Regions from separate parts of the Homo sapiens genome. Here regions 1, 2, 3, 4 and 5 are each linked to region 6. Evidence: chromatin contacts called from ENCODE Hi-C or POLR2A ChIA-PET data. All regions are on one chromosome and are shown on one strand. The core of a region is the stretch at or near the end of the contact, and the rest is flanking DNA. Distances in the headings are between cores, read along the strand shown.

What was found. Hi-C counts contacts between places; a loop is a spot of excess contacts on that map. ChIA-PET counts read pairs that join two places held with the same protein, here RNA polymerase II (POLR2A). Pooled maps may share reads with other maps.
Region 1: a map of naive thymus-derived CD4-positive, alpha-beta T cell shows a loop between it and region 6 (14-fold over the local background). The contact joins the promoter of TCTN3 here to the promoter of CEP55 in region 6. A Hi-C loop is called at or near these places in 1 of 168 maps with a recorded cell type or tissue (naive thymus-derived CD4-positive, alpha-beta T cell) and 5 of 50 pooled maps. POLR2A ChIA-PET finds 5 or more read pairs at or near these places in 2 of 52 experiments (HEK293T and activated naive CD8-positive, alpha-beta T cell).
Region 2: a map of CD8-positive, alpha-beta T cell shows a loop between it and region 6 (20-fold over the local background). The contact joins the promoter of ALDH18A1 here to the promoter of CEP55 in region 6. A Hi-C loop is called at or near these places in 1 of 168 maps with a recorded cell type or tissue (CD8-positive, alpha-beta T cell) and 6 of 50 pooled maps. POLR2A ChIA-PET finds 5 or more read pairs at or near these places in 1 of 52 experiments (activated CD4-positive, alpha-beta memory T cell).
Region 3: a loop to region 6 is called in a map of CD4-positive, alpha-beta T cell, with 5 times the contacts of the local background. The contact joins the promoter of HECTD2 here to the promoter of CEP55 in region 6. A Hi-C loop is called at or near these places in 2 of 168 maps with a recorded cell type or tissue (CD4-positive, alpha-beta T cell and naive thymus-derived CD4-positive, alpha-beta T cell) and 7 of 50 pooled maps.
Region 4: a loop to region 6 is called in a map of B cell, with 19 times the contacts of the local background. The contact joins the promoter of RPP30 here to the promoter of CEP55 in region 6. A Hi-C loop is called at or near these places in 2 of 168 maps with a recorded cell type or tissue (B cell and CD8-positive, alpha-beta T cell) and 8 of 50 pooled maps.
Region 5: a map of B cell shows a loop between it and region 6 (32-fold over the local background). The contact joins the promoter of SORBS1 here to the promoter of CEP55 in region 6. A Hi-C loop is called at or near these places in 1 of 168 maps with a recorded cell type or tissue (B cell) and 6 of 50 pooled maps. POLR2A ChIA-PET finds 5 or more read pairs at or near these places in 1 of 52 experiments (naive thymus-derived CD8-positive, alpha-beta T cell).

The regions. Positions count from the first base shown.
Region 1 is chr10:95,690,992-95,696,065 of GRCh38, forward strand. It overlaps TCTN3 (tectonic family member 3), which reads right to left and starts at 2,936. Exons shown (of 14, transcript NM_015631.6): 1 at 2,653-2,936; 2 at 2,362-2,485; 3 at 1,929-2,047. The coding sequence starts at 2,908. It also overlaps a transcript of ENTPD1 not described here. RefSeq lists enhancers at 2,641-2,920, 3,395-3,896.
Region 2 is chr10:95,654,750-95,659,149 of GRCh38, forward strand. It overlaps ALDH18A1 (aldehyde dehydrogenase 18 family member A1), which reads right to left and starts at 1,962. Exons shown (of 18, transcript NM_002860.4): 1 at 1,848-1,962. RefSeq lists a silencer at 1,699-1,808.
Region 3 is chr10:91,407,097-91,411,766 of GRCh38, forward strand. It overlaps HECTD2 (HECT domain E3 ubiquitin protein ligase 2), which reads left to right and starts at 3,248. Exons shown (of 21, transcript NM_182765.6): 1 at 3,248-3,480. The coding sequence starts at 3,343. The region is part of intron 3 of HECTD2-AS1 (HECTD2 antisense RNA 1); the gene reads right to left. RefSeq lists an enhancer at 2,655-2,864 and a silencer at 3,015-3,604.
Region 4 is chr10:90,870,411-90,875,430 of GRCh38, forward strand. It overlaps RPP30 (ribonuclease P/MRP subunit p30), which reads left to right and starts at 1,564. Exons shown (of 11, transcript NM_006413.5): 1 at 1,564-1,658; 2 at 4,459-4,514. The coding sequence starts at 1,577. RefSeq lists enhancers at 1,402-1,696, 1,415-1,684, 1,815-1,874.
Region 5 is chr10:95,559,498-95,564,460 of GRCh38, forward strand. It overlaps SORBS1 (sorbin and SH3 domain containing 1), which reads right to left and starts at 1,874. Exons shown (of 33, transcript NM_001034954.3): 1 at 1,823-1,874. RefSeq lists an enhancer at 1,457-2,219 and silencers at 1,704-1,813, 1,854-2,223.
Region 6 is chr10:93,495,079-93,500,028 of GRCh38, forward strand. It overlaps CEP55 (centrosomal protein 55), which reads left to right and starts at 1,534. Exons shown (of 9, transcript NM_018131.5): 1 at 1,534-1,845. RefSeq lists a silencer at 1,353-1,862.

The DNA.
Region 1 (5,074 bases), core at 1,686-4,185, 2.2 Mb after region 6:
TCCCTCAGGTGTTTAAAGAAAGTTCAGATCCACTGATCCCGAAGGAGTGTGCAGGATGGTGTCGGGGGCAGGAGTGGGGATCAAAAGCAGGGAGCACCAGGTAGGTGCCATTGCAATAACCCTGGAGCATGATCATAAGGCTGGATTTAAAAGGCAGTAAAATGTTTGGAAAAGAAGAGACAACTTTCTTTTTTTGAGACAGACTCTCGTTCTGTTACCCAGGTTGGAGTGCAGTGGTGCAATCTCAGCCTCCCAGGCTCACATGATTCTCCTGCCTCAGCCTCCCAACTAGCTGAGATTACAGGTGCCCACTACCATGCCTGGATAATTTTTTGTTTTTTTAGTAGAGACAGGGTTTCACCATGTTGGTTAGGCTGGTCTCAAACTCCTGACCTCAAGTGATCTGCCCACCTCAGCCTCCCAAGTGCTAAGATTACAGGAGTGAGCCACCGCGTCAGGCCACAACCTTATCTGAAAATGAAGTATTCATCTTGTTCCCTTTACCCTATTACCATCTAAATAACCACAAGGCTTCTGATAACTGCTTTGAAATTCAAGTCCCCCAAAACCAAAAACTGGTTGTTTTCTGAGACAAATATAGTTTTGCAATTCTTATTAACAGTCAGATGAAATCAGGATGAGGTGACTTCCAGGATGCAAGAGACATTTAAATCCATTTTGTGCAGGAACATTATTTTGCTTCATAGACATTTTAAAAAGATAGATTAGCTTCATATCTTTAGAAATGTTATAGCCATCACCAGCAAATTTCTAAGTCCACTAACCATCCCCAATAATAATAACCTCTAATCTTTATTGTACTCTACAGTTGTAGAGCGCTTTCATATACAAAGCCAATGATATTATTTCTCACTTTACAGTTGAAGAAACGAGCCTGGAAATGCTAAGGGATTTGCCCAAGTCTGTATAGCTGGTAAGGAAATGGCAGGACTGAGATCCTAATCTAATGCTCCTCCTACACTGTTGCCTCATGAAATGAAAATAAGGTTGGCATAGACTCATTTGTCAAAGATGTTCATTCAAACATTATTTGGTGCTTACTATGTGTTAGGCACTGGGGATTCAGTTAGTACCCTCATGGAGATTGTAGTAAGTGGGGAATATAGTCTATCTGTGATTATCTGAGTTAAGAGGAATGATTAAAATGATTGAAATTAAAGTTCTTTATGAGTTTTCTGATCCATAGCCAACAGAACATAAAAAGTTGCAAATGTGGCCAGGCGCGGTGGCTCACACCTGTAATCCCAGCACTTTGGGGGTCGAGGTGGGTGGCCCATGAGGTCAAGAGATCAAGACCATCCTGGCCAACATTGCAAAACCCCGTCTCTACTAAAAATACAAAAATTAGCTGGTCATGGTGGCACACACCCATAGTCCCAGCTACTCGGGAAGCTAAGGCAGGAGAATCACTTTAATCCGGGAGGTGGAGGTTGCAGTGAGCTGAGATCGTGCCACTGCACTGCACTCCTGGCGATAGGTGGAGGCTCCGTCTCAAAAAAAAACAAAAATGCAAATGTATTCCGTAATAAGAGAGAAGAGGCAGAAAGAGGCGTAGAGATTCAAAGGACAAAAAAAAAAAAAGTTTAAAAAAAAGAAATGGAAAAAAGGCCAGAATAAAAGCCAATTCTCAATAAATGTTAGACCAAGCTTGTCCAACCTGCAACCCACCGGCCGCATGCAGCCCAGGACGGCTTATGAATGCAGCCCAACAACACAAATTTGTAAACTTTCTTAAAACATTTGACATTTTTTTTGCTTTTTTTTTGTTGTTGTTTTTAACTCATCAGCTATCGTTAGTGTATTTTACGTGTGGCCCAAGACAATTCTTCTTCCAATGTGGGCCAGGGAAGACAAAATATAACACTCCTGTGTTAGAAAATGAGAACAACCAACATGTTTCTACTCACAGTTGTTCACATGGACACAAAACTGCCTGATTCCATTAGAATCCATGAAAACTCTTGAAGGAAACGGGGAATTACTCCTGAAGATAACAGAGTTGTCTACACAAACCCAGCTTGAAGACCTGTGAGGAAAGAGGAGGGAGAAGATATATTTAGAAGGGGCGGGGCAGGTCCAAAAAAGAGTGTCCCAGCAATATCGGCCAGATGATGCCAAAGAGGACTCCTTGGGCACCTATAGGACGACACGAAGGTCTTATTCTACTGGCCAGCCCTGCTCTAGAGAATCAGAAAAGGCAATTCCTAGGAAAAACCAAGGGAATGTCCTAGGAGTGGAAGTACGGGTGGGAGGCACAAAGACTAACTCTTCTTACATCCAAATGTTACCCGTTGTAGGCCCCAAACCCCTTTAGGATTCAGTCTGAGCAACGAAGCTCACCTTACGCTGCCTGGAAGGCAGAAGGAGAAAACTGTCCTCGGATGGAGAAGATAGCAGTCCCTGTCGCAGCAGCAATTTATATCGCAGGCTCCAGGAGTCAAGTCACAGACACAGATCGGTAAGACTATGAAAGTACGACACAGAGTGAGTGGGATGAAGATCCCCAAACTCTCCCAGGTGCTCACCCTCCTTCTTCCGACAGCCCCACTCCTGCTTTGTGGCAGCTCAACTTTGCTCACAGAATTTTAGATCTCAGAAGTAAGTTTCCACCCCCACAACGTTTTCCCTCACCTGGGAAGAGGTCCACAGTCCTATTCCCAGGGGCCGAGGGAGTCACGAGAGTAGGGACCACTGTAGGGAGTCCAGGCACGGCCGGGCGAGTTGCAGTCGCCTCTGAAGGGGACTGGAGGGTTCCGCCATCCGTCCCTCGCTGCAGCTCCAAAGACGTGGGCACTGCCCCTGATGGGGAGGAAGAGGGCTGAGGCCGGACGCCATCGGGGAACACCAGAAAGAACACTTGCAGGAGCGCGAGCTGTGGGGTGCGCATGGGGCATTCAGGGCCTCCGGGTCCGACGTAGGCCTCCGCGGTCTCCAATCGCATTGCCAGAGCGTGGGTGGGAGGAGTCGCATAGCGTCTGACGCCATCCGCGTGCCTCTTCTCATTGGCTCATGAGAAGGCTGAGAGCTCTTCAACCAATCGAAAGTGGGGTTGTTACAGCTCTTTCAGTGTCCTTCGGTCTGCGCCCTCCTCCTTAACGCGGGCCGGGCCGTGCCTCCGTTGCCTGGCAACCGTCAGTGACGAAGAAGCCCTTGCGCCTTCCTTCCGCTAGGTGGCGGTAGGAGTTCGGCGGACCGAGAGGTTCCGCGCCCACTTCGCGGCCCAGAGGACTGAGCCCGGCCTCCGGTGCAAGGAAACCCCAGAGGCCGGAACTAGAATTGCAAATTTTTTTTCACCCCGGATTCCAACGGTGAGAAACCCTTTCTATGGAAGAATAATGTTCTCAGGTGGGGGAAACACACCTAAGGTCACATACCTTAAAAAACAGTCTCCTCTAAATATGGCTTTTTTAAAAAAAAAAAAAACACATTAGAAATAATGTTCATTCAGCTCCTTACATTTTAACATTGAGAAATTTTGAAAACCCTAAAGAAATGCATCAAATCATTAAAGATGGACTGCATGTTTGTTGTTAGAAAAAGCAGTGAGAGAAAAATAAGAAAAAAGGGCAGGAAAAATGTGAGAAAATAGGGAGAGAAAGAATAAAAAAAAGAAACATTGTCTAGGAGGTGAGAAAATAAGATGGAGGAATGGAAATAGAAGATTTTTTTCCCCGTGTTAATGGCAAATTTTTTAAGCCTCTCTAGGAGGTTTTTGTTCTTCCCGGGAATGGCGTGCCTCTTCCGATTCCCCACAGCAGCGCGGGCCATGGGACTTTCCTTCGGTATTGGAAATGTACCGTAGCTGCACTGTCCAGCATGGTAGTCACCGGCCTTATGTGGCAATTGTGCGCTTGAAATGTGGCTAGCGTGACTGAGGAGCTGATTTTTTTTTTTTTTTTTTTTTTTGAGACGGTGTTTCGCTCTGTCGCTCAGGCTGGAGTGCAGTGGTGTGATCTCAGCTCACTGCAACCTCTGCCTCTAGGATTCAGGTGATTCTTCTGTTTCAGCCTCCTGAGTAGCTGGGATGACAGGCACGCGCCACCACGCCCGGCTAATTTTATTTTTATTTTTAGTAGAGATGGGGTTTCACCATGTTGTCCAGGCTGGTCTCGAATTCCTGACCTCAAGTGACCCTCCCGCCTTGGCCTCCTAAAGTGCTGGGATTACAGCTGTGAGTCGCTGTGCCTGGCCTGAATTTTTAATTTTTAAATTGTAATTAATTCAAAGTTAACCACAGACGTGAGTAGCTACCATATTGTACAGTGGGACTGTAGATGATCAAAATATTGCTCCTCCTAGACCCAGTATTTTCCTATGTCCACGGTTCTGACATCTGGATTATTTTGGATATTTAGTTTTAGTATATAAATTAACATCTGTTAAGAGTTATCTAAAATCTAGTACACTTACCTAAAATCTGGTCAACACCTCCCTTTACAAGTGAATCATTTAACTCAGGTAAGTTTTAGGACATTTGACTTTACTTGAATTCTCTTACAAGATCTTTATTTTCTAATGTTTTGAAGTCAGTAGCTAAAAGTCTCTCTGTGTTATAAATATTTTCAAATATGTTTTTATGTTGTTGTGTGATAGACAGCTATGGGAGATATGTGTTTGGTCTTAAAACATTTATTTACCTTATTAGTAATTTCTATAGGAAAAGGCCAAGTTCATATTATTCAGATTATATGATCATATGTATATACTAGAATGTAAATTCCAAAAATAGTGAGTTTTGTCTGTTTTGTTCATTGAAATATCCCCATGCCTAGAACAGTGTCTGGGACATGTTAGATGTGCATTAAATATTTTAAAAATATATTAAAAATTGTTTTGTTGAACTCTTTAGAATTAATCCTTAGGAATATTTTTAGTTTATTTTATTTCAGGATTGTATTTCTTTCTATAAAATTTCTTCTTTTTGCAACCAATTTACCATGTAATGATCTTTCTATAAAATTTCCATTGTACATCTGATCAGAGACTATTTTAGATTTCAAAGTTTGGAATTTAAATGGCAACTCTCAAATAGTGTTAAATTATTTCTGAATTT
Region 2 (4,400 bases), core at 712-3,211, 2.2 Mb after region 6:
TTTCATAACACTGAAGTATGATTTTAGCACGTGATCTAAGTTTGCTGCTTATATAAATTCCTTCAATAATGGCTGCTAAACAATTATTTACATGTGAATTCTCCAAAATAACTACAGAAGAGCCAAAGGGTAAAACAATCAAATTCCAGTTCCACCTCCCTAAGAAACCTTCCCCAGCAAGGCTAGTCTTCACAGCTGGATATAATTCTATAGGTTAGCTTTTAAATAGCTCATGACTACTGCTTTTCCCATCTGGATTACAAACTTTCCATTGACAATATGGCAAAAACGATGAGGAACAAGGCCTTTGAAGTTGGTCAGATTTGGGTTCGAGCTCTGCACTTGCTGTGTGTCTTGTGGAGAGTTACCCAATTTTTCTTTATTATTATTATTATTATTATTATTATACTTTAAGTTTTAGGGTACATGTGCACAATGTGCAGGTTAGTTACATATGTAAGAGTTACCCAATTTTTCTAAGCCTCTGTTTCCTCACTTATAAATCAGGGATACTAACACTATGGACCTCATGAAATTATAGTGAGAATTAAAAGAGAGAATGCGTGGAAAGTGCTTGGGTACAACAAATGGTCAGTAAATGTCAGTTTTCCTCCTTTTGTCTTTTAGGCACTAATGATGCCTTACAATTATTTTTTCCTTAATTTCCTTCAAGACCCATCACGGGAACAAAGAATTCAACGAATATTCACTATTAGATACAATCACACACATATATTGACTGACTGTTTACCTCTCTATTAACCAAGAGTCATTGAAAGCTCTGAACACCTACGGTCACTGAAATAAGAGATTGAAGACTGACGTAGAAACCAAGCCTCCTGACCTCTCCCCTGTACCACCATCTCTGACTGACCAGGCAGAGTGTATTACGCCCTCGAGAAGCACACAGTTGATCCCAAGGAGCAAAGAGAGTGTGTGTGTGTGTGTGTGTGTGTGTGTATCTAGACTCGTGTCTAGATTTGTGTGACTGTGTCTCGACTCTGTGTGTGTGTTTAGACTCCATATCATCAGTTGAAGAAAGTTTTCACGTTTTGACTCAAGACATTTCTCAATATCTCTTTACAGACTAAACAGAATGCCCTTATCTAACTGATTTGAACAGAGAAGTGAACCTCAGTCCCAGCACAGTTCACCCACAAACACATGCTCGGTATATGGCTCACCACTTAAATACAAAGATCCGATGGGCCTCACCACCTCAGAGGGCAGGGGATAATGATGGGGGAAGGACGAGGTGGGGTATGTGGGTGCGTCCTGCTGTAACAGGAAGACCCCAGCATACACAGAATGCCATACTGCAAAGGGAGTCTGGCTTTGAGGAGGGGATGATGAACGCCTGGAGGGCCGCGGGGAACTAGGGACCCAGGCCCCTGAGAGTCAGCGTGCGGCCAGCTAAAACCCGCGGCATCCCGGCGCTGCCACCACCGCCACCCACGCCACCCACCAGTGCAGGCTCCATACTCTTGGAAAGAAGGGGCCCGCGGATGCCTGAAGTCTCCACTTGGCCCAGTTCCTTACATGGTGTACCCAGGGGAGGCCGGGGAGGTCAGGGCCCGTAGCCATCCGTAGATCCCGGGGCGGCCGCGCACCGGCATATGGGAGCGCGCCACGGTCTTGCAGCGCGCCCTGGGCGGCCCGATGCAGCCGCCATCCCTCGGCCGAGGCCCACACCTACCCATGGGCCAGATCCCCGGGCCCCGGCACCTGCTCCGGCAGCGTCCCCGCTCCAGCGGCCCGGCGCTCACGCCCCTCGCGCTTGAGCCTGGGCGCGCAACAGCTTCCGCAGAGACGCGGGCGCCTAGCCATCCCCGCCGCTCGCCGCGTACCTTCCTCACCACCGCCGCCTTCGCCCCCTGGCACTACCGCGGGTCCGCACTCCACGCCGGGCTGATTCCGGCGCTCGCTCACTCTCTTTTTTCTTCCGTCCACGTCCCGCACGATGACGTTACGTCAGTGGCGTAAGAGTAAACCTGGGCAGCCGGCCCTACGCTGTTGACGTGGGGCGAGGGCCTGTCCTGGAGCTGCGGCGCGGCAATGGCGTAGGCCCCTTTCGAGAATCAAGCCAGCGCTCCACGTGGCGGGCCAGCCCACCAGGCCCCGGCAGCCTGGAAGAGGCGGGACTCGAGTTCAGGGGGAACGCCCACGTCCCGGGAGGGGACAGGGGCCGGAGACAGGGGCGAAGACACCTTCGAAACGCCGCCCCACTGGGCCTTCCAGGGAGGTAGAAGAGGTGCCTGGCACCCTCAGCTGCTGGTAGATTTCATAAGGTGTGTTTGTCAATGTTAACCATTTATATCCCGGGCACACCTCGGAAATAGGTTGGATCAACTTACATATGTTTGTTACTTCAGGCACATCCTGGGAATAGATTGGATCAGTTTACACACATTTGCAAACTTTGGCTCCTTAAATGGAAGCATTTTGGCACTGCAATCAAATTACTTGCCCCCTAGTCATCTGGAGGTTTCCCCAATGGTCCCATCTCAACTCCCTTTCATCAAAGGCAGTTGTAAGAATATTGCATTTTAAAATAGGATATTCAATCTATGACAACTAGAACTATTCCAAAGGTGAATGCAGACTCACCTTTAAAGAGAGACCACAAAAACCTGGCACTGTGGTGTGTGCCTGTAGTCCCAGCTACTCGTAGGTGGAGGCAGGAGAACCACCTGAGCCCAGGAGTTCAAATCCAGCCTGGACAACACAGCAAGACCCCACCTCTTAAAAAGAAAAAGAAAAAAAGTGAAAACACAGATTTTTCTCCCTCTTTCCTTGCTGTATTTTGCTCAAAGGACACATTCCTGCATAGGCACATAGTGCTGGGTGGTGGGAGGGCAGCACTTGATAGGAGGTTGGGCACAGAAAGGCATCATGCCCTTCTGTCGTCCCTGATAACACTACTAAGCCTATTTATTCATTTTCTTGTTTATTAAACACTGGCTACTGCTATGGTCTGAATATGTCCCCCAAAATTCATATGTTGGAAACTTAATTCCCAATGCAAGAATATTGGGAGGTGGGGCCTAATGGGAGGCATTTGGGTCAAGAGTGCTCCACCTTTATGAATAGAGTGACCCTCATGAATAGATTAATGCTGCTATCAAAAGGTTTGTGGAGGTGGGTGTTCTCTTCTGCTCTTCTGCCCTTCCACCACGTGAGGATACAGCAAGAAAGCCCTCACCAGATGCTGGCACCTTGATCTTGGACTTCCTAGCCTCTAGAACTGTGAGAAATAAATTTCTATTATTTAAAAATTATCCAGTCTGTGTTATTGTGTTTTAGCAGCACAAAATGGACTGAGACAGCCAAGCATTCCCTGGGTGTGGAAGAAGACATAGCTGAGTTCACAGCCTTATGGAAGAGAGAGATATATGAGCAAATAATTACAATACCATGTGATGAATACTAAAGAATGGGATGGCCAGACATTCAGGGATGGCTGAAATGGTTTGACTTTGTGTCCCCACCCAAATCTCACCTTGAATTGTAATTCCCATAATCCCCACCTATGGAGGGTGGGACCTGATGGGAGGTGATTGGATCATGGGACTGTTTCCCCCATGCTGTTCTTGTGATAGTGAGTTCTTATGAGATCTGGTGGTTTTATAAGGGACTCTTCCCCCTTCACTGGTTTGCTTTCTCCTGCCTGCCACCATGTAAGACTTGCCTCTTCCCCTTCCACCATGATTGTAAGTTTCCTGAAACCTCCCCAGCCATGTGAAACTGTGAATCATCTAAATCTCTTTTCTTTATAAATTACCCAGTCTTGGGTATGTCTTTGTAACAGTGTGAAAACAGACTAATACAATGGCTTTAAAAAGAGTTGATATTCAAATTGTGCTTTGAAGCACTAGAAGTAAGGAGTTTACCTAAAAGAGGAGAGGAGTACAGGATCATATGAGGAAGAGGGAATAAGGGAATGATATATGCAGAGGTGTGAGACACCCCGTGAAAAGAGGCTACTTGCAGTAGGACATGACAGGAGAGGGGTCTGGCTGGTATCCTAAACTTACAAAGGGTTTTTTGTGGTATGCTAAAGATTTTGAATTTTATAATCCTTAAAAACAGAGAAACATGACTTTTTAAGTGCTGGAATGGTATGATCCGATTTTTGTGCCAGAAATCAGTAAAGACGCCTAGAGCTGGAATGTTGGTTAGCCTATTGCAAAGGCCCAGGTAAGAAATGGTGGCCCAAAAAAGGCTCCAGCAGAGGAATGGGGAACAAAAAGGAGGGAGAGCTGACAGCACTTATTCAAAGTGGGAGAGTGAGAGAAGAAGAGCAGTGCTTGGGAATCTGATGGTGCTGCAATACCATGAATCAGGAAATCTATGAGGTGAGTTCTCATGAGATCTGATGGTTTTCTAAGGAACTCTTCCCC
Region 3 (4,670 bases), core at 1,998-4,497, 2.1 Mb before region 6:
GCCTCCCGAGTTGAAGCAATTCTCCTGCCTCAGCCTCCCGAGTAGCTGGGATTACAGGTGCCCACCACCACACCTGGCTAAATTTATTTATTTATTTATTTATTTATTTATTTATTTATTTATTTATTTATTTTTGGTATTTTTAGTAGGGACAGGGTTTCACCATGTTGGCCAGGCTGGTTTCAAACTCCTGACCTCAAGTGAGCCACCTGCCTTGGCCTCCCAAAGTCTTAGGATTACAGGCATGAGCCACCACACCCAGCCAAGTTATTTTTTAAATAGTAATTTTAAAAATCCACAACCATTATACCTAAGAAAGAGTTCTAAAAATCTTTTTAACAAGGTCAACATGGCTAAAATAATTTCCCCAAGTTTACTTTAGGACAACATTCAGTTGAAATATTAAAATAAGTTGCACTATTTCATAGCTATACCTTCTAAAATTAAGGTATTAGTGGTATAAACCATTCTAAAATGACCTGTGCACCTATTTTGCTATTGTTCACTACATTAGTATTACTATACATAATTAAAATAGAAGTTATCTATAATTTCGACCTTCCATTACCTTGTAATTTTGTCTTTCTTTTTCTTCCAGGGAAATAATGAGTTCTCTAACCCTCACTCCCACCCTGCCAAACCCTATTCCCCATAGGTATAATTAATGAGCTCAGGTCTTCCATCTGGACTTAGAAACATGAAATGCTTCTTCTGCCTCGCTCCTAGTTTTTCCAAAGCGAATGAGTTTATACTTGGATACCCTCACTGTTGCACGTCTGACACTTGGCATAGCTAAAAAGCATCTTCTCCACACCTCTGTACAGAATGGCCAGAGCTCTCTGTATGTCCTGCTTTACAACACTCTCTTCTCCCACCTGGGTCTCCAGAAGCACACTGATGGCAGTTGGGAATGTGTCTCTCAAGCACACCACGAGTTCCCCCAGAGCTATAATTCTACAGCTTTCCAGCAGGCCCCATTCCCATTCTCCAGCCCCCTCCTGGACTATGTATGAGGGAGGGATGAGGTGGTGGATTGAGGACATTTATTTAATAAGAAGTCAAAGGAAACATGAACAAATTATCATTTTTTACATGGAACTCACAAGCTAATTAATCAGAGAATTTGTTAAGAAATGGGTTATCTACTCTGGTGCAGTAGCAGAAATTAACATTTTTGACTTGCCTTGTTTTGCCAATATTTAAGCAGTTTGTTCTATTGAATGTGACTACATGTACAGACACACTTTTATTTAGTCTCACACATGAAAAAAGAAAGCAGAAGGCCTGTTATCCAAGTGGTTTCTCATCCAAACATTTTTATAGCAAATTACTAAATCTAGTTGAAAACAATAGGAAAGAGGATACTTTTCCCTCTAGTATTTGTTCTATCAACCTAGACTTAGCACAGAATATCTGAAATTGCAGCTAAAATAAAGGCTTCATTTTATAAAATAACATTTGAGTTGTTCCTGTATCCATGATCAGCATACAGACCTGCTAAAAGCAGAAAATAATGTTATGTTCCTCTCTATGGGATGAGTATTTCAGTAGTTTTAAGGAAAGAAAATCCTGAAAAAGAATTTAGAAAAATATTAATAGAAAGGAGGAGGATGCTTCAAAGTAATGCCGACATACATCATTTTCCCTCCAAGGCTATTAGCACTGAAATACTTTTTGCTGACTATATGGCACTTATTCTATACCTTTTGTTAATTAACAAGTAAATAGGTGGCAACAGCAACTATATTAAAGTAGAAAGCCTTTCTATAAATGAAAGTCAGAATTCAAAATTTAGAAGGCAACATTGTTTGCTTCAGATCTACTTGTTACAAATTGTGGGTTTGAAAACATGCAACCTTATCTCATGATGCACCATAACTAGTATTTAGTTATACTAATAACTCCAAATTATGTAAACAATAGATACCCCGAAATCATATTTGGGTTTGTTTCAGAGATATTTTTGGTTCTTATATTTGGACTTAGGTACTCTTGATCTAAAAATTCACTCAACCTCCAATAAAATAATGAAGGCACAGATAAAAAATCTGATAGAGCTGAATATCGAAATTCCTTGCTTTTAACAGGCGATACAGCGCATTCTTACTCTCTTTTCTCCTAGATCAGCAGGTGTCCCCGCCGCTCCAGTAGACTGAGAAAAAGGAAAAGGAGGGGGCGACAAGAAAGGAAAGGAAATTGTCTAGGTGTCCTGGTGGTGGAGGTGGGGGGTATTTTAATTTCATAATTAAAAGCTCTCTTCTTCGGCTTTCAAGTTTTTACTCCTATTTGTAATGATTTGATTGAGGACTGTGCAGCAGAGTTTGGGTATGTACATCTCTAACATAAACGGAAAGGAACAAGGAAGGGACGGATAGGAGACAGCAAAGGGTTGCGGGGAGAGAGCAAAACGTAGGCGCGTGGGGACGGGAAGGGAGAGGCGGATTTGGCAGTCAAAGAGGGACGAGAGGAACAGGAATGGAAAGTGTGGACTGGCCGTCCAATCCTATGGGGGAAGGGGAAAGGGGGGGCCCACCACGTCGCACTCCTCCCCACCTCCAGGCTTTTCCTGTGTAGGCTGAAGCCATCCAGGCGTGTACAAAAGAGTCGGTTGCTGAGCCAGGAAGGCTGTCTCCCCGGGCTGCGCAAGCTCCGGGCCGCCTCTCCTGGGCTCAGGAGGGCGGGCAAGGATAAGAAGGCAGAAGCCCCAAGGCGGACAGCTTTGTGGGCGCCTGGAAGAAGGCGAAAGGCCACCAGCCCAGACCCCGAGGGCGCTTGCCCGCGGGACTCGGCGCCGCAGGCCAGGGCCGTCCGTGAAGGGTAGTCTGTGCCTACGTCCTGCCCTACTGGTACCACTCGGACACTCTATCCCCGTCCGACCCTTTGCAGGGCTCGACTTGTCTCCCCGACTGCCCGTCCTTAGTCCAGGTTCTCCTGCGCGGCCCGGGTGCGGGGTCTCCTCGTCATCTCGGGCGACACTCTGCAAACAATATGGCGGTCGGGCGTCGACCGTGGCGCCTTCTCTCCGGGCCCTCGGGGTTGACGAGGGGGACTACCGCCGGCGCTCCCGACCCGCGACGCGCGAGCCCCGGGCGGGCGGGGGAGGCGAGAGCAAGAAACCTGTGGGACCTGTGGGGAGCCGCGTCCGCGGGGCTGGCGCGCGCGGGGGCGGCCTCGGGCTCGCGCGCAAAGGCGCGGGCGCGGGCGGGGGCGGAGTGGCGGCGGCAGCGGCGGCTAGAAGCGGCAGCCCAGAGCCCTCTCGCGGCCGCGGCGGCAGCAGCAGCGCCAGCCCCAGCAACACTGAGGCCGCCGCCGCCGCCTGGCGCTCCCGCCGCCCGGCCCGACATGAGTGAGGCGGTTCGGGTACCCTCGCCCGCCACTCCGCTGGTGGTGGCGGCGCCCGCGCCTGAGGAGAGGAAAGGGAAGGAGTCAGAGCGCGAGAAGCTGCCGCCCATCGTATCGGCGGGCGCCGGCGCGACCGCGGTAGGTGGTGGGCCGGGGCCGTCTGGCGCCCCGGACGGCGGGAGTTGGGAGGGACGGCGGCCGGGCGAGGGCCGTCAGGAGGCCTGCGTTTACCCTGGGCACGCCCTGGCACTCCAGGGAGACGCACTCAGGCCGCCCTTCCTTGGGCAGAAATAAAAGAGTTGTGCCTCGTGGACAGCCCCGAACACTTCGCGAGGTACACCTACCACCCTCGGGAAATGTTGGGGGTGGTCGGTTCCGCTGGATGTTTGGGTTATTTTCTGGGGCTTGGGCCCCCACTTTCTCTAAGAGAATGACCTGCATCTTGAGTCGGCATGATCTGTTGGATGAGCATAGGTGTCAGCAGGCGGGAGTGGGTTTTCCACGGAGGTGCCTGCCTGCCTGCCTGCCTTGGAGGCGCGCAGATTTTTGTCCTTTTCTTCGCTTTTCTTTCCCTTCCCCCTTCAGATTAAACAGGCTCTGCGGCGAGTTTCCACTTAATTGTGACCTTTCCGTTGCTGTCAGTGTAGTGGGAGGTAGATGCATCAGTGATGGTTTTATTTTTCATATGGTACAGACATGTGACTCAGGTGGGGGGAGGCTTTTTGAACCTTTTATTTAAACCCAAGTTATCTAAGCTTGACAGGGATGATTTCCCAGCTGTATCTTCGTAAGGGTTATTTGGAGAGCGCTGTCAGGCTTCAAACTACATATTGCCAGATGATGTCATGGGACAGCCCCCTCCCCCTCTTTCCCTATTTTTACTGGTGGTTGTGACTGGTTAATTTGAAGCACAATTTAAAAAAAAACCTCGGATTTTGCAATTTTTTATTTTGACATAATATTTAAGTACTTTTTGAAAGTTTGCTTTGATATATTTAAAGATCATGACTTGTCATGCAGCTGTGTGTGACAAAATAGTAAAAGTTTAGTGAACATTATACATTTTCTTTATTCCTACTTGCGGTTCATTTCTTAAAACCTCCCTCTTAAATGACTAAGAACTTACTAAAATAGCTCACTCTTCGTTAAGTACTGTATTGGTGTTAGGAATAATTTTCGGATTCGGTAGGTTTTTCAAAAATGTCTGAGGGCCCTGATAACTGGAAATTGTTAAAACAAGCTCTTTAAATCAATGCAGCAAATTGCGAACAGTAATGATACACGTTTAAAAGCGTAGCTACAATTGATTGGTAGATTGGAGCTGGGGT
Region 4 (5,020 bases), core at 314-2,813, 2.6 Mb before region 6:
TATTCTCATGAAAAACAAAGCGTTTGCTTCATATGACCTTATTCTATTTGCAGAAGTAATATTCTCTTCTACTCCCACTTAGGAAATATCAAGTACTGGAAAAGGCAAAATATCTCTTCTTTACAAAAGTTAACCAAGAAGAGAATTGCATGCTACTGCATGGAACAGATCCTTCCTCCCTTCTGAGACCGACAAGAAAATCGCATAAAGGAGTACTAGTTAAGGTGTGGTCCATAGACGAGAGACTATCTGTGAACTGTTTGTGATCAGTAAATAAGAGAAATTGATGGGTGAAGCATGTGGGTGGGCTCCTGTAATCACAGCTAGGAGAGAGGATTGCTTGCGTTAGAGTCCATCCTGGTCAATAACGAGATACTCTCTCTAAAAACAAAACAAAACGAAACGAAAACTCAGCAGGCCACCAACTAGGATACTCCCTAGGTCAAATGACCGAGCCTCTAATTCTGTGATTGTTGTTGCTGTGCGCACGTTAATAAAACAAACAAACAAACAAAAAGTGAAGATGTTTAGAAAGTTTACAGTACTTTGGCATTGTCCTGATAATCCAAGCTCCTGATCAGCAGATTCTATTCAGCCAGGTATAGGGCAGTTCGAGTGTTGTCAAATTTGTGATTCCCATGAGGCCAGGCTGCTTACTGGTAATGCATAAAGGACCACATCCTGGTTCGCGAAGAGTTTGGGGGTAGAGGAAAAGGAGGGAGAAACTGATCCTTCATCACAGGTAGTTTGAGAGCACTGATGTAAACTATAGTCACACTTTTGTAGTATAATTGATTATTATCCTCAATAGATCATTTACACTAAGTCGGAAAAAAGTGGAAACATCAGATATGTGGGATATGCGTCACCTTGTACATTTCTCAGCTGGAAAAGTGTAAAACATCTCAATTTTGCACCTCCCTTTTCAAACATGTCTTTGGCTAAATCAATGTTGGCTCTAACCGCTCGTCCTAGAGCGAGTCCCGCCATCTTGTGGTTGAAGATGTTGACTGCCACAGAGAATAGCGGGCTTTGACATCAACAGTTCTGATTGGGTAAAAAGACCCTCGTCTTGGGGTAGTTCTCTTTTGAAGTCCTAGAGTCCGTCACACACAAACGCCTTCTTCCCGGTAAGTCCATTGTAAACAACGGAATGGACTTTAGGGAAAGGAAAGGAAAACGTGTTCTTTAAGACTCTTTAAATAGCGTTTTCACCCATTAGCAGAATTCTCTGATTCATGAGCAGCACTAAGTAGATACCGTGTGCGTGCATTTTGAATGAATTCATTTCTACACTATTTTATAGGAGTATTGAATAGTTGGGAATTGGAACCCCTCCAGGGGGAACCAAACATTGTCGTTCAGAAGAAGACAAAGAGAGATTGAAATGAAGCTGTTGATTTCAACACACAAATTCTGGTGGTAGATGAAAGCAAAGCAAGTAAGTTTCTCCGAATCCCTAGTCAACTGGAGGTAGAGACGGACTGCGCAGGTTAACTACAGCTCCCAGCATGCCTGAGGGGCGGGCTCAGCGGCTGCGCAGACTGGCGCGCGCGGACGGTCATGGGACTTCAGCATGGCGGTGTTTGCAGATTTGGACCTGCGAGCGGGTTCTGACCTGAAGGCTCTGCGCGGACTTGTGGAGACAGCCGCTCACCGTGAGTTGCCCCGGCTTCGCGCCTGGCCAACCTCATGCCACCCAGACCATCGGGCCACACTCCGGAGTAACTATTTCCTGATGGGTCTCGGTCAGGTCTCCCAGAGTCTCTGGGATGTCCCTGGAGGCTGATGCCCGCCGAGGTGTTGGTCTGATTCCTAGCGCGGGAAACTCGAAGGTTCTGGGGGTTGTTATCTGGTTCAGCTACTTTCCTGCAATGAGGGAACTGAGGCCTAACGAGGGCGAGGGATTTGCATAGGGGCCTACAGCTGATAGGTGACAGAAGCCGGAGCTGGACTCCAAGGGTACAATCTTCTAAGCTTCTAAGTTACTATCAGCCCTTCCTGATTCTCACGACAGTGTCTAAACAAATACTGGAATTTGGGGCACGGACAGGAAGCGCCGTGGAGGCTCGGAGAAGGAGGAGGACGTGGGAGTGTTGGAACAATACTATCTAGACAGAGAGAGGGTAGGTGGGGGCAGAGGACATACACAGCGGAGTGGAGGTGGAGGAGGAGGATAGCATGGCCCAAATCGAAGGGAAGCGAAAGCCTTGAGAGACGAGAACCTGTTTTAACTATTGGAGTTAGTCATGGGTTCTGTATTCCGTAGACTGTAAAGTGTTGGAATAGAGAGATTAAAAAGAATCAAGAGGTTCGTGTAGTAACATCTGCTCCTCAGAGACAGTTTTCAGCTCATTGTGAGTTCTGATTACTGATACTGTTCAGAGGTGGTGCTAGAAATGACAACCACTTCTTGGCAAAGTGAATCACACCACTTTTTTATTGTTCTCTTTATGAAGTATCCGTGGCGAAATGACTGTCCCTTTCCACTGCTGCCACTAAATGAACGTTATCTCTGTGGTACTTTGCTCATCAGCACGAAGACGAAAGTAGACATGATGATCTGGGCCATTTGGCGCTAATGTTCTTTGATCCTGTAAAATAAGTTTTCCTAGGTGTAGTTTGTCGCAATTATTACCTCCTCAATGAGGCTTTTCCTGACGCCATCCCATTTTTGAATAAATCATGAGCTTCCTAAGAGAATTGCCATGTCTTATCCTTTTATTTACTGTGCTTAACACGTTCACTCTGCAGGCACCAGTACATGGCAGTTACTCAGTTAATGCTTGTGGAATAAACTGAACACATTAAAAAAATTAATACAAAAAAGAAAAGTTAATAATGATTTCTTTAGAGAATTTCCCCCAGTTTAAAATACACTTGGAAGAGGTGTGGTAATATATGTACATTGTTAGTGGTTATTTGTTTGTAAATTAAATGGAATTCATGGCATATAAAGTTGCCTCAACTTACAAGTCAAAGACAAAGGACTGCTCTGCTATTTGATGAGTCTGGAACTAAATAGTGGACATTTGCAAAGAATAGGAAAGACAGAGCCCTGGTTCTCAGTTTCTGATGTGATACAAGAAACCAATAATAAGCTTCAGAAATATACTGTGTAAATTAAAATACCCTAAAGCCTGATTGGGGAAGTAAGTACTCCTAAGCTGCCAGATGAGGAGTAGTCTAGGAAAAAGTTTTGTGGAGAAACAGATCCTAGTTGACATTTCTGTAGAACGGTAGGGACATTGTTTAGTAGCCAAAAGGATATCCTAAATGGGTATAACAAGGAAGTTTAGAGCAGATTTGGGAGTGTGGTAAAGAAGAATAGGGAGGAGGTGTGGCTGGTTGATTTGACTAACTGGGTGCAAGGTGAAGCCCAAGGTACAGGCATACTTGTGATTTTTTTTTTGTTTTTAAGGGTAACTTTCTTCAGGGAGCCTTTTGTGACCCCTACACCAGGTTTCACTGTGCTATGTACTTCCATAGAATCCTTACTTATAAAAAACATGTATTTATATACAATGACTTGCTTAATTGCCTTATTTGCCTTCGTTCTCCAACAGACTAGGCTGTAAATTTCTTGTGGAGAAGGATTATATTATTTATCCTGTATGCTCAACACCAGTTTAGGGCTTGTCAAGTAATGGATGCTCAGTAAATATTTGAGGGAGGAAGGGAAGAAGGAAGTTGGACAAACTGTTGAGAGTTTGGCATTGATATGTATTTTAATGTTAATATCCTTTCATCCCCATTGGTATTTTTAAAAATTAAAGATGGGAGTCATGATTTAGATTTTTTTTTGGTAGCCCAAATGTCCAGAACAGTGCTAACTGATGAGGATAATAAAGCAAGCCCTTGACCTCAAGGAGCTCCCAGTCTGTCGATGGTGTGCAGCTTAAAATGGGAAGCGGGCAGTGGTGTGAGGGAGTTATCACTCCATTTCTCCTTAGGAAAGGAGTCTCTGAAGGAAGTAGAAGGATAAAAAGCAAAAGAAATGAACGGGAATAAAAGTGACAGTGATAAAGTAGGAACTTGATGGGATAAAAATGAATATAGGGTCATGAAAGAGAATGACATTTGAAAAGGAGAAGCACAAAGTTAAGAGTCTTTAGTATCATTTTAATAATAATTCATAATGGTTAAACAAAGACCTGTGTGCCAGGCACTGTTCTCAAACACCTCATGTGTATTATTTCATTTAAATTTCATGACAGTGTATGAAGAAAGTGTTGTTATTTTCACCATTTGACAGATGAGGAACCTGAAACTTCATGTTAAGTAACTTGTAAGTGGTAGTGCATAGACTTTAAATCAGGCAGACTGACACTAGAGTTCACATTCATAACCACTCCTCAAATGTCCTCCTACTCTTGACATCTAGACTCAGGATGGACCTGTGTTACAGGAAGGAGAGGTTGTTATATTTAACAAAAGTGTTCAATTTTTCTTTTTCAGTTGGCTATTCAGTTGTTGCTATCAATCATATCGTTGACTTTAAGGAAAAGAAACAGGTAAAATAATATTTCTAAAGTTAATAAGTTCATAAATAAGTATTTGTAATTCTGTTTGTATTGGTAATTTGGAAGCTACAGATTAGAATATTTCTTAAATGCACCCCTTTGTGCACTACTACTTTTCTATTTTATATAGAAACAGTCGAGCTGATGCATATTTATACAATGATGATTTTTGTGAGGTAATATGACATAGTGTTCAGGATTCTTAAAGGTGATTTGAAATTAAGTTACTTTTCACTGTTCAAAAAGTGCATTGTTATTGGCTGGACTGTAATCAAAATATTTAGTCCTTTTTATTCTATTGTCATGGGCTTATTAACTACTTTCTCTCTTAAACATTACTAATAAGTATGTATATTTCTCTTTAGGCCAACAACTGTATCCTGTAGATTATTTCAGTCTAAAAATTAGTTTTCATTCTTCCTATTCACTGATGTTTACAGTTGCTTCTCTATTTAGCTTTCTTTTTAAAAATAATTTTTAAAAGTTTTTTTGAATAC
Region 5 (4,963 bases), core at 624-3,123, 2.1 Mb after region 6:
TAGACAGCAGTTCATTTCAGTTGCTAATTCCCTGCAGGGAAGTCGCCAAAGGAGTGGTCTCAGGGCCCTCCAGCTGAGAAATGTGCTCTCTGCAACCCCTGGAGAACTAACCCTTTCCTAACCATCTGCTCCAACAGTGCCTTGGGCAAAGGTGCCAACAGACCAACCCTTCCCTTCTTTCCCCTCAGGCCAAGAAAGAGACATCAGAGCTTGGTTGGCAAGGGGCTATTTAAGGCAGCATCCAGAGGGCGGGGCAGAAAACTGCTGGAGGCATCCTCCTCCTCCACCCCTCCCCCTCACAGCCCAAACACACGCCCCTCACTCTGTAGACAGCCATCTGCCTCATCGGTGTCTGAAGGCTGTAGATATGTCCATCATCTGTCTTCTGTCATTGATGCTGCTGACCCCTCTGTGTCCACCCCACTTTTAATCCAACCCTCCTCTCTTCGATCACCACCAAGATACCTTTCCAACCAAAACCACAGAATTGAATCTAAGCAGAGGAGCTCAAAACACAAGGAGAGTGAAGACAGCCAATCCATCCCCCGCCTCCACTTAAGAGGAAAAAAGGGCGCGGGGGGCTGGGCGGGGGGGGGGGTGTTGAGGGGAGAGATGGAGTCAGAGGCCTGACACGCCAGATAGGTTCCATGATGTCTCTAGATGAACCTCCCTCCTATTGACGATGAAACCAATTCCAGCAATTTCAGCAGGTCGGCCCTGTGACAACAGGGGCATCCCAACGCTCAGTGTTTAAAACAAAAATCCAAAGGCTCGCCCAGAACATGCTGGGAAAAACCGAGGACTGAACAAAACGAGCCATGCTCAGTGGGATCCCTTCTGCTTTTACGTAGCAATGTAATAGCGTAATAAATTCTTGTCTGCCTGGAGAAAGCATGCACTGGTGAATTTCAAAGCCATCTTACGACAGCGGATGCATGGGGATGCAGAATTCGACAGCACATTCCCCCATGAAGGAAACATAATGACTTCAAGCCTCTTTCCCCTCTATCTTGAATGGCGCTACCACGTATCAAGGAAGCCACATCGGAAAGCAGCGAGGTGGTAGCAGGGGATGCCCGGGGAATTCGGAGAAAGGAGTTGCTTGCTGTCCATGTCGGTGATGAGCTGCCTAGCAAGATGCTGTCAGCCACTCGGGGAGAAGAAGGGGCACGGGCGGCACGGGCAGGCGCCGTGTCCCCGGCGCATACTAGTCCCCGTTCATTCAGGCGGGTCCGGCCAACCGCGTCGTCCTTGCGCCCCTCCCGCCGCCCTCTCCAGGGGATGCTGATGAATGAACACACCTGAGATGCCTCCATCCCGCCGCTCGCTCCCTCCGCCTTCCTCTGGCTGCTGCAGAGGTGCCCCTCCTCGGTAGTTTCACTTTACAGCACAAACCCATTCGGGCTTTGATGTCTCCTCCACCCACCCAAATTGCAGCCACCCTGAGACGGGCGGACATTCTCTCCTAGCAGAGGCCATGATCGTACTACCCCACACCCACCAAAAAAGGAAATTTAAAAACCCCCAACCCTGGAAGCCCCCAGATCCTCCGCACCCTGGGGAACTTTCCTTGAAAGACTGGGGATTCGCCGAGCAGGCAGGATGGACGGTTCGGCCGCGAGGGACCACCGCTTTCCCTGTGCCCATGGGGGGATGCTCTGGGGGAGGGGGTCCCCCAAGTCCCTCCAACAGCTGGCCCTTTAAATGCGCCTCCTCCGAGCGCGGAACAAAGGCGCCGCCCGCGGGGGCCGAGCCGCGCACACCCCCGGCGCTGCCGCCGCCGAGCGGGCAAGCGCGGCCGGGCGGGCGAGCGCGGGCTTACCTTGCTGGTCGCCGGGCGGGCGGGCTGCGCGCGTCCGCCCCACTCGCACTACACGCTGCAGCTGGCCCCGCTCTGTTTTTCTGGGACTCAGCGCTGACTTCACCGACACTCCGCGGACAACCAATGGGCTGCGGTGCCCGCCCCCTCATTAGCATGCCTCTGGAACCGTCCACTCTGGCAGCGCCCGGCCAGCGGGCGGTGCCGGGGGCGGGGCCGGGCCCAGCCGTGACAGGAAGGGGCGTGTGCGCGGATGGGAGGCGAAGAAGTGTCCGGCGCCCGGCTCCTGGCATTGTGAGCCCGCCGGCCTCCGCCGGTAACGGGCGCGCGGGCCTAGTAACCCTTTCCGTCCTGGCCGGGCCGGACGCTGGCCTGGCGCGCCTTCTGGTCCTTCGGAAGGGTCGCCCACGGGGAGCTTGGAAGGAACCTTAGACGTAAAATAACAGTGATAAGTTATTTAACTCCTGGGCCTCAGTTTACCCATCTGTAAAATGGCATAATAGTCCGACTTCGTAAAATCTAGTGAAGATTAACATAGTTAACATAGGTGATGCATTTTGATCAGTTCCTGGCCGTCGTGCTACATAAACGTTTGCTGTTGTCATTCGTGTGCTCTGTACCAGCCAGTGTGCTTAATGCTTCCCGGATATTTCCTCATTTGATCCTCTTAGCCTGATAAGAGAGGAACGATTACTAATCCATATTTTTCTAGTGAGAAAACTGAAAATAATTACTATTTTTATGCAGGAAAACTGAGGTGTAGTTTAAGTGGCTTGTCCGAGGTCACACAGCAAGTGGTGCAACCAGGATTTGAACCCAGGCTCTGAGATTTCACTCATGCAACACACATATATTTAGAGGCTCTGTGGCAGTGCTGGACCCCAGTGTTAACTGCAGAGAACAAGACAGGCAAGGCCTTTTCCCTTAGGAAGCTTCCATTTTAGTGGAGACAAGTAAATAAATAAGATCCTCTACAATGTGAAAAGTAGAGTGCATACAATGCAACAAGGTCATTGCAAGTGGGGGGAAGGCACCGTGTTAGATGGGGTTCAGAGCTAACCACTGTGCTATGCCATTCTCCTGACCTCCTCTAGTCCCCCTCAGAGTTACAGAAAAGGAAACAGAGACAGGGATCAGAGTGGGGAATCTGCTGGCCCAAGGTCGCAGAGCCAGCAAGTACTGGTCTGGAACTTGCTCCCTCCATGCCCAGCTTCCCACATCCCTGAAGATAAGACACTCGCCCTTTGGGCTGAGCACAACTGATTTTTGTCAGCTGCCCTTGCAAGCATCTTCAGCCAGAGCACATTCTCAGTGAACAGGCTGTGGGTGGCAGGGTAAAGACTGGCCTTGATAACTGCACAGACTGATCGGAAACTCATCAGCAAAGATTCTTAGATGTCAGGGAACGGTGACAAGTCTTTGGTGACCACCTGGTGTCCTCTGCTGTGTATTAAAAAAAAAAAGAAGAGTCCTAGCCATCTGGAAGCTTACTCTATAAATGAGAAAACACTGGGGAACTACTCAACCTAGGGAGCCCCCAGCCCACGGCCTTCCCCTATCTGCACCTCATCCTGCAGCTTTTCAAAGAACACTTCCCCGGCTCTCCTATTTATTTACTCCACAATCTGTGTAAGACAGCTCTCTCTGGGCTATAAAGTAATAAAACAGCTAGTATTTATTGAGCACGTCTAGGCTGCTATGCACCGTACTATACTTGTGCTAAGAGCTTTACATGCGTTAACTCACATCCACCACACGACCCCAGGTGGGAATAGTGTCGTTATCCTGAGGTTATCCACAGAGGTGTATAACAAAGGGTAGAGAGACTAGTTACTTACCCAGCAAATTCAGGGCAACACCATTTTAGAATAGCCAAAAAAAAAAAAAATCAAAACAATCCAAATATCCAATTTGAGTGCATTGGTTAATAATAGTACAACCATATGACAGAATATCATATATTAATAGCTACAAAAAATGAAGAGGTTTATTGACACATAAAGATGCTCATAATAGGCTGGGAGTGGTGGCTCACGCCTGTAATCCCAGCACTCTAGGAGGCCAAGGTGGGCAGCGGTGGATCACCTGAGCTCAGGAGTTTGAGACCAGCCTGGGAAACATGGTGAAACCCCATCTCTACTAAAGAATCCAAAATTAGCTGGGCATGGTGGCGTGCACCTGTGGGAGGCTGAGGCAGGAGAATTGCCTGAGCCTGGGAGGCGGAGGTTGCAGTGAGCCAAGATCGTGCCACTGCACTACAGCCTGGGCAACAGAATAAGACTCCATCTCAAAAAAAAGAAAAAAAAAAAAGATGCTCAGATTATTGAATGGAAAAATAGGTAGAAAACTAGTTTTATACTGCAATCCCATTAGAACTATTCTTATGGGATTGCAAGTAATTATTTTTGCTCATCCATAGTCTTCTGATTTTTTTCTTCATAAACATCTACCAACTTGTCCAGTGAAAATAAAATAATTTTAAGATGAAAAACCAGACTCTATCAATGAAGATTTCATCTACACTATCTCAAGGAATCTTAAGGGAGGCCTAAGGCTTCAGGTCATCCCTCAAATATTGAACCTCTCTGCTGTTTCCAGTCTGTGTCACTGTTGCATGTCTCACTGTAAGGCATAACATTGCCATTAGGATTTATGAAAGAAATGGTAAAATAGTGGAAAGTCAAGAAAGAAGGAAAGTGGAAAAAACAGAAAGAAAAATCCTACTGGTGGCCAGGCGCAGTGGCTCACGCCAGTAATCCCAGCACTTTGGGAGGCCGAGGCAGGCGGATCACGAGGTCAGGAGTTCGAGACCAGCCTGGCCAACATGGTGAAACCCCATCTCTACTAAAAATACAAAAAATTAGCCAGGCGTGGTGGCACGCACCTGTAATCTCAGCTACTCGGGAGGCTGAGGCAGGAGAATCGCTTGAACCCAGGAGGTGGAGGTTGCAGTGAGCCAAGACCACACCACTGCACTCCAGCCTGGCGACAGAGCGAGACTCCATCTCAAAAAAAGAAAAGAAAAGAAAAATCCTACTGTCCTTCAGGACTCATCTCAGGTGTCTCCTCCAAGAAATGTTGAAAGTCACGGTCTTTCGATGGGTTGGGTTTTTGTTTTTGTTTCTGTTTTTGAAACAGGGTTTC
Region 6 (4,950 bases), core at 284-2,783:
ATTCTTTAAAATTCCCCACATGGTTTTCTCATCCATTCTATTCAGTAACATTTGAGTGTTGCCTTTTGTTTAACAATGGCTAACATCAATTGAACATTTACTAAATGTTAAGCACTTTACATGAATTTCTTTCATGTAAAAAAATTTTAAAGTTTTAAAATTAGAGACAGGGATTGGGTGGGGTGAGAGTGGATCTCTCTGTGTTGCCCAGGCTGGTCTCCAACTCCTGACCTCAAGCAATCCTCGCTCCCCGTCCTCACGTAGTGGTGGGATTACAGGAATTAGCCATTCCACCTGGCCGGATTTCCTCATTTAATCCTTATAACCGAGCTGTGAAGTAAATATTATTATTTGCATCATTTTACACATCGGGAAACCGAGGCTCAAATAGGTTAAATAAATTTATCCAAGGAGACACATCTAGTCAGGGCAGTAAGGAATTAAATCTAGAAAGTCCTAATCTAGAGTTTATAACCTTTGTACAATATTGTGTACCTAGGATGTTTTGCTACTGTGTATCTACTGTTTTAAATCTCCAGCGAGTTTATGCTGGGTCTAGGAGAGAAAGGGAGGCCCTGCTAAACATTTCATGTGCTTCTTCTCTCAGCAGTAACGTTCTCAAAGCGGCTAATCAAGAGCTAGAATCGATCAATAGATAGATATCAGGCTGGAGGGTAGCAGTCTGGTCTGAAAGCCGGTCCGCTAGCATTCATAATCTCAGCGTTCAACCTGGGCGTGCCTCTCATCTCTCCCGTTAACACTCCCTGCTGTGCTGCTGATTTTTGGCAGTAATCCCAGCACTTTAGGAGGCCGAGGTGGAAGGATCACTTGAAGGCAGGAGTTCGTGATCAGAGTGGGAAACAAAGTGAGACCACCCCCCCCCCCCCCCACTCCGCTGTCTGTATAAAATTTTTTAATAAAAAATTAGCCGGGCGTGGTGGCGTGCGCCTGTAGTCTCAGCTACTCGGCAGGCTGAGGCAAGACGATCGCTTGAACCCGGGAGACTGAGGTTGCAGTGAGCTATGATTGCACCACTCCACTCCAGCCTGGGCGACAGAGTGAGACCCGAGGGGATGACAAGGGGGCTGTGCTCCTTTGTGAAATCCCGTTGTCCCAGGGCAGGAGGGGCCGCACTTCACACAGGGAGAATCTATGCTCAAGAGCGCAGAACTAGTTCGTCTCGGTCCATCGTCACTGGTTTTATCCCATTAAAAATAGTAATTTGCTTTCTCCTAAAAGCGTATAAACACAAAACCAGCCCCTGACTGCGAGACACCAAGCTTGTTTAGGTCTAAGCCCGCAGAGAACCCCCGATCCCAGAATTAGCTGGCGGGCCCGGGAGGAAGTGTTCCCGCCCTCTGTCCCGCCCCGCGGCCCCAGCCACTTCTCGGCCCGCCCTCAGGTTTACTCTCCGCCCTTCAAAGGCGGCAGCCAATCGGGGAGCCGCGTCCCCGCCGCGCGCGCGCTGCTCCTCCTTCTTGCGGGCCGCGCCCTGCCGGCAGTGACGTGCCCCGCCCTGCAGCCGCGGGATTCAAACTCCCGGAAGCGGCATCCACACCTGATGGTGTGACTCGGCCGACGCGAGCGCCGCGCTTCGCTTCAGCTGCTAGCTGGCCCAAGGGAGGCGACCGCGGAGGGTGGCGAGGGGCGGCCAGGACCCGCAGCCCCGGGGCCGGGCCGGTCCGGACCGCCAGGGAGGGCAGGTCAGTGGGCAGATCGCGTCCGCGGGATTCAATCTCTGCCCGCTCTGATAACAGTCCTTTTCCCTGGCGCTCACTTCGTGCCTGGCACCCGGCTGGGCGCCTCAAGACCGTTGTCTCTTCGATCGCTTCTTTGGACTTGGCGGTGGGTATCATCTCCTTACAGATAGGCGCAGAGAGGCCAAGTGACTTGCCCAAGGTCTTTTGTTAGGACGGCTTTTTCCGATTGGCAGGCACTTTCGTTGTGTGTTCCTCAAACATCTTTATTTTAGAAGTGAGAAAACTTGTGCCTTTTTTTGCAGTTTCTCTTTTCCTGTCTGTCTCCTCAAGTGAGATTTTATGTGGGAATTTTTAAAGATTGGCGTCGCCTTGTAGAAGATGCGGCTTGTAATTGAGGCCTTGTACCATTTACTGGATGGAAGCGCTTGTTTGGTCACCTGTCCAGCATGACTTAGGTCACTTCAGCTAATCAACCAATCATTTCTTTTCTTTTTTCTTTTTTTTTGAGATGGAGTCTCGCTCTGTCACCAAGGCTGGAGTGCAATGGCACGATCTTGGCTCACTGCAACCTCTGCCTCCTGGGTTCAAGCGATTCTCCTTCCTCAGCCTCCTGAATAGCTGGGACTACAGGCGTGCGCCACCACGCCCGGTTAATTTTTGTATTTTTAGTAGAGACAGGGTTTCGCCATGTTGGGCAGGCTGGTCTCGAACTCCTGACCTCAGATGATCCACCTGCCTCGGCCTTCCAGAGTGCTGGGATTACAGGCGTGAGCCACCGCGCCCGGCCCCAATCAACCAATCATATCTGAGGGCTTGCTGTTAGGCTCTGTGGGTAACAACAACAACAACAAAAATCAAAGTGCAGTCCTTGAAAAAATAGTTGAACAATTGAAAAAATAAAAGGTTAGCAGGAAGTGTAATTGGGTACTAGATTGTGTAGGGGTGGGGGTGGGGCAGCTATATCGTTTGTTAAGAGTTCACAGAGGGAAGGCATGCTGAGGAAGGTTTGAACTGGGGGAACCCTGTGGATGACTGGAATAGGAAATACAGGGAAAGGTGGCCGGGCGCGGTGGTTCACGCCTGTAATCCCAGCACTTTGGGAGGCCGAGGCGGGCAGATCACTTGAGGTCAGGAGTTCGAGACTAGCCTGACCAATATGGTGAAACCTCATCTCTACTAATAGATAAAAAAAAATTAGCCAGGCGTGGTGACGCGCACCTGTAGTCCCAGCTACTCAGGAGGCTGAGGCAGGAGAATCCCTTGAACCCGGGAGGCGGAGGTTGCAGTGATCTGAGATAGTGCCACTGCACTCCAGCCTGGGCGACAGAGCGAGACTCTGCCGCCCCTAACGCCCCGCCCCCGCCAAAAAAAAAAAGAAAGAAACAGAAACAGAAAAAAGAAAATACAGGGAAAGGAGGTTGGTGGGACTAGGTGGTGGGGGAGATCCAAACCGTCTGGGCCAGAGGCTAGAAACTAGTAGTCATTCATTCACTGCCAGAGTTTCTGTGCAAAGGTTAGGAAGCAGATGTTTGGGGGTTCTTTCACGTTCTGCAGATCTATATTTCCATCATTTTGTGTCTCAATGACTTGGTAGTAGTTTTCTGTCCTACGACCCACGATATCAAGTCAACAGTGTGTTATCAACAGAAACACATAGGAAAGAACTTCCTGTGGCAGCAGGTGACTGAGAGACGCCATAACCTTGCATTTCTTTAACTGATGGATGAGCTACTGCAATCTTTCACCTTATAATGGCAAAAATCCAGGACTAACCTTTTGATAGATGATTTCTTCTACTCAATCTCCACAGTTCTAATATGTTTAGACGTTCTGATTTCACACAGGACAATCTTAAAAGTCACTTCACTACCATTCTAAGGAGGTCTCTCCTGTTTTTACTGATATCATTTATCCCTGTACTTCTCTTGTGTAATATTTATTACAGTTTGAGGATTCATGAACCCTTGTTTGTTTCCTTGTTATTGCCTGCCTTTACTACACTGAAAGCCCCATAACATTAGGGAACATGTCTTTTTTTTTTTTTTAAACCAGTTTACACCCAGCATGTATTAGGATACCTGGTAAATAGTAGGCTTTATAGTAATTTTTGAATGCACTAATGGGCTCATACTCCTTTATATCCTTTAATCACACTGCCATTATTTTATCTTGGGATACATGAAGTAGAAAAATGTTTTTTAACCTCCTTAATTAGAGTTACTTTTATATACTATTTATATGCATCGTATGCTTCACTAGATTTTTGCCTGCTAAAGTTTATATTATATACTTGTTTCTAAACTGTCATCCAGTACTGTTAGCAGATACTGAGTTTCTCCTTACTTAATTTGGCCCCTTATTCTTAATTCCTTTCATGCCTGACTCCCCTGAATGTTATACCTCTTTTCCAGTAAATGTCTTATTTTAGGTTCTCTTCACTTTTTCCCACTGTGCTCTCTCAAATGATTATTAAGATGGATCTGAACTAGGCTACCTTCTAAAACAGAGGACCTATGTTAAGTAATGACATTTCGTGCCTATATACTCAGAATTACATTATTTACCAACAGCTTTTTATTTTGGGCCAAGATATGTCCTTGATTGTGACCTACTTCTTTCAGGCTTTATTTAATGGTTGGAGACCCCTTCATTGTTTTTTAAACCAAACTTTTCCACAAAAGAATTACACATATAATTACACATATAGAACACTACACAAAACATAAATGTACAAGTTGACTTTTTTTTTTTTTTTTTTTTTGAGACGGAGTCTTGCTGTGTCACCCAGGCTGGAGTACATTGGTGCGATCTTGGCTCACAGCAACCTCCACCTCCCGGGCTCAAGCGATTCTCCTGCCTCAGCCTCCCCAGCATCTGGGATTACAGGCACCTGCCACCACGCCTGGCTAAGTTTTGTAGTTTTAGTAGAGATGGAGTTTCACCATGTTGGCCAGACTGGTCTCGAACTCCTGACCTCATGATCCACCCATCTTGACCTCCCAAAGTGCTGGGGCTACAGGCGTGAGCCACCGTACCCAGCCCAAGTTGACATATTTTAGAAGGTGAATACTCCCATTTATCTACCACTGAGATTAAAAAAAAAAGTTACAATACCCCAGAAGCCTCCATCCATCTTTCTCCATACCCTGCTGGTTTGGATATATCATTTCTATTTAGAGCAGATAGGTTATTAGACCTGTTTCAAACTTGAGATTTAAATTTTTAAACTCAGAATTATACAGTTGATTTT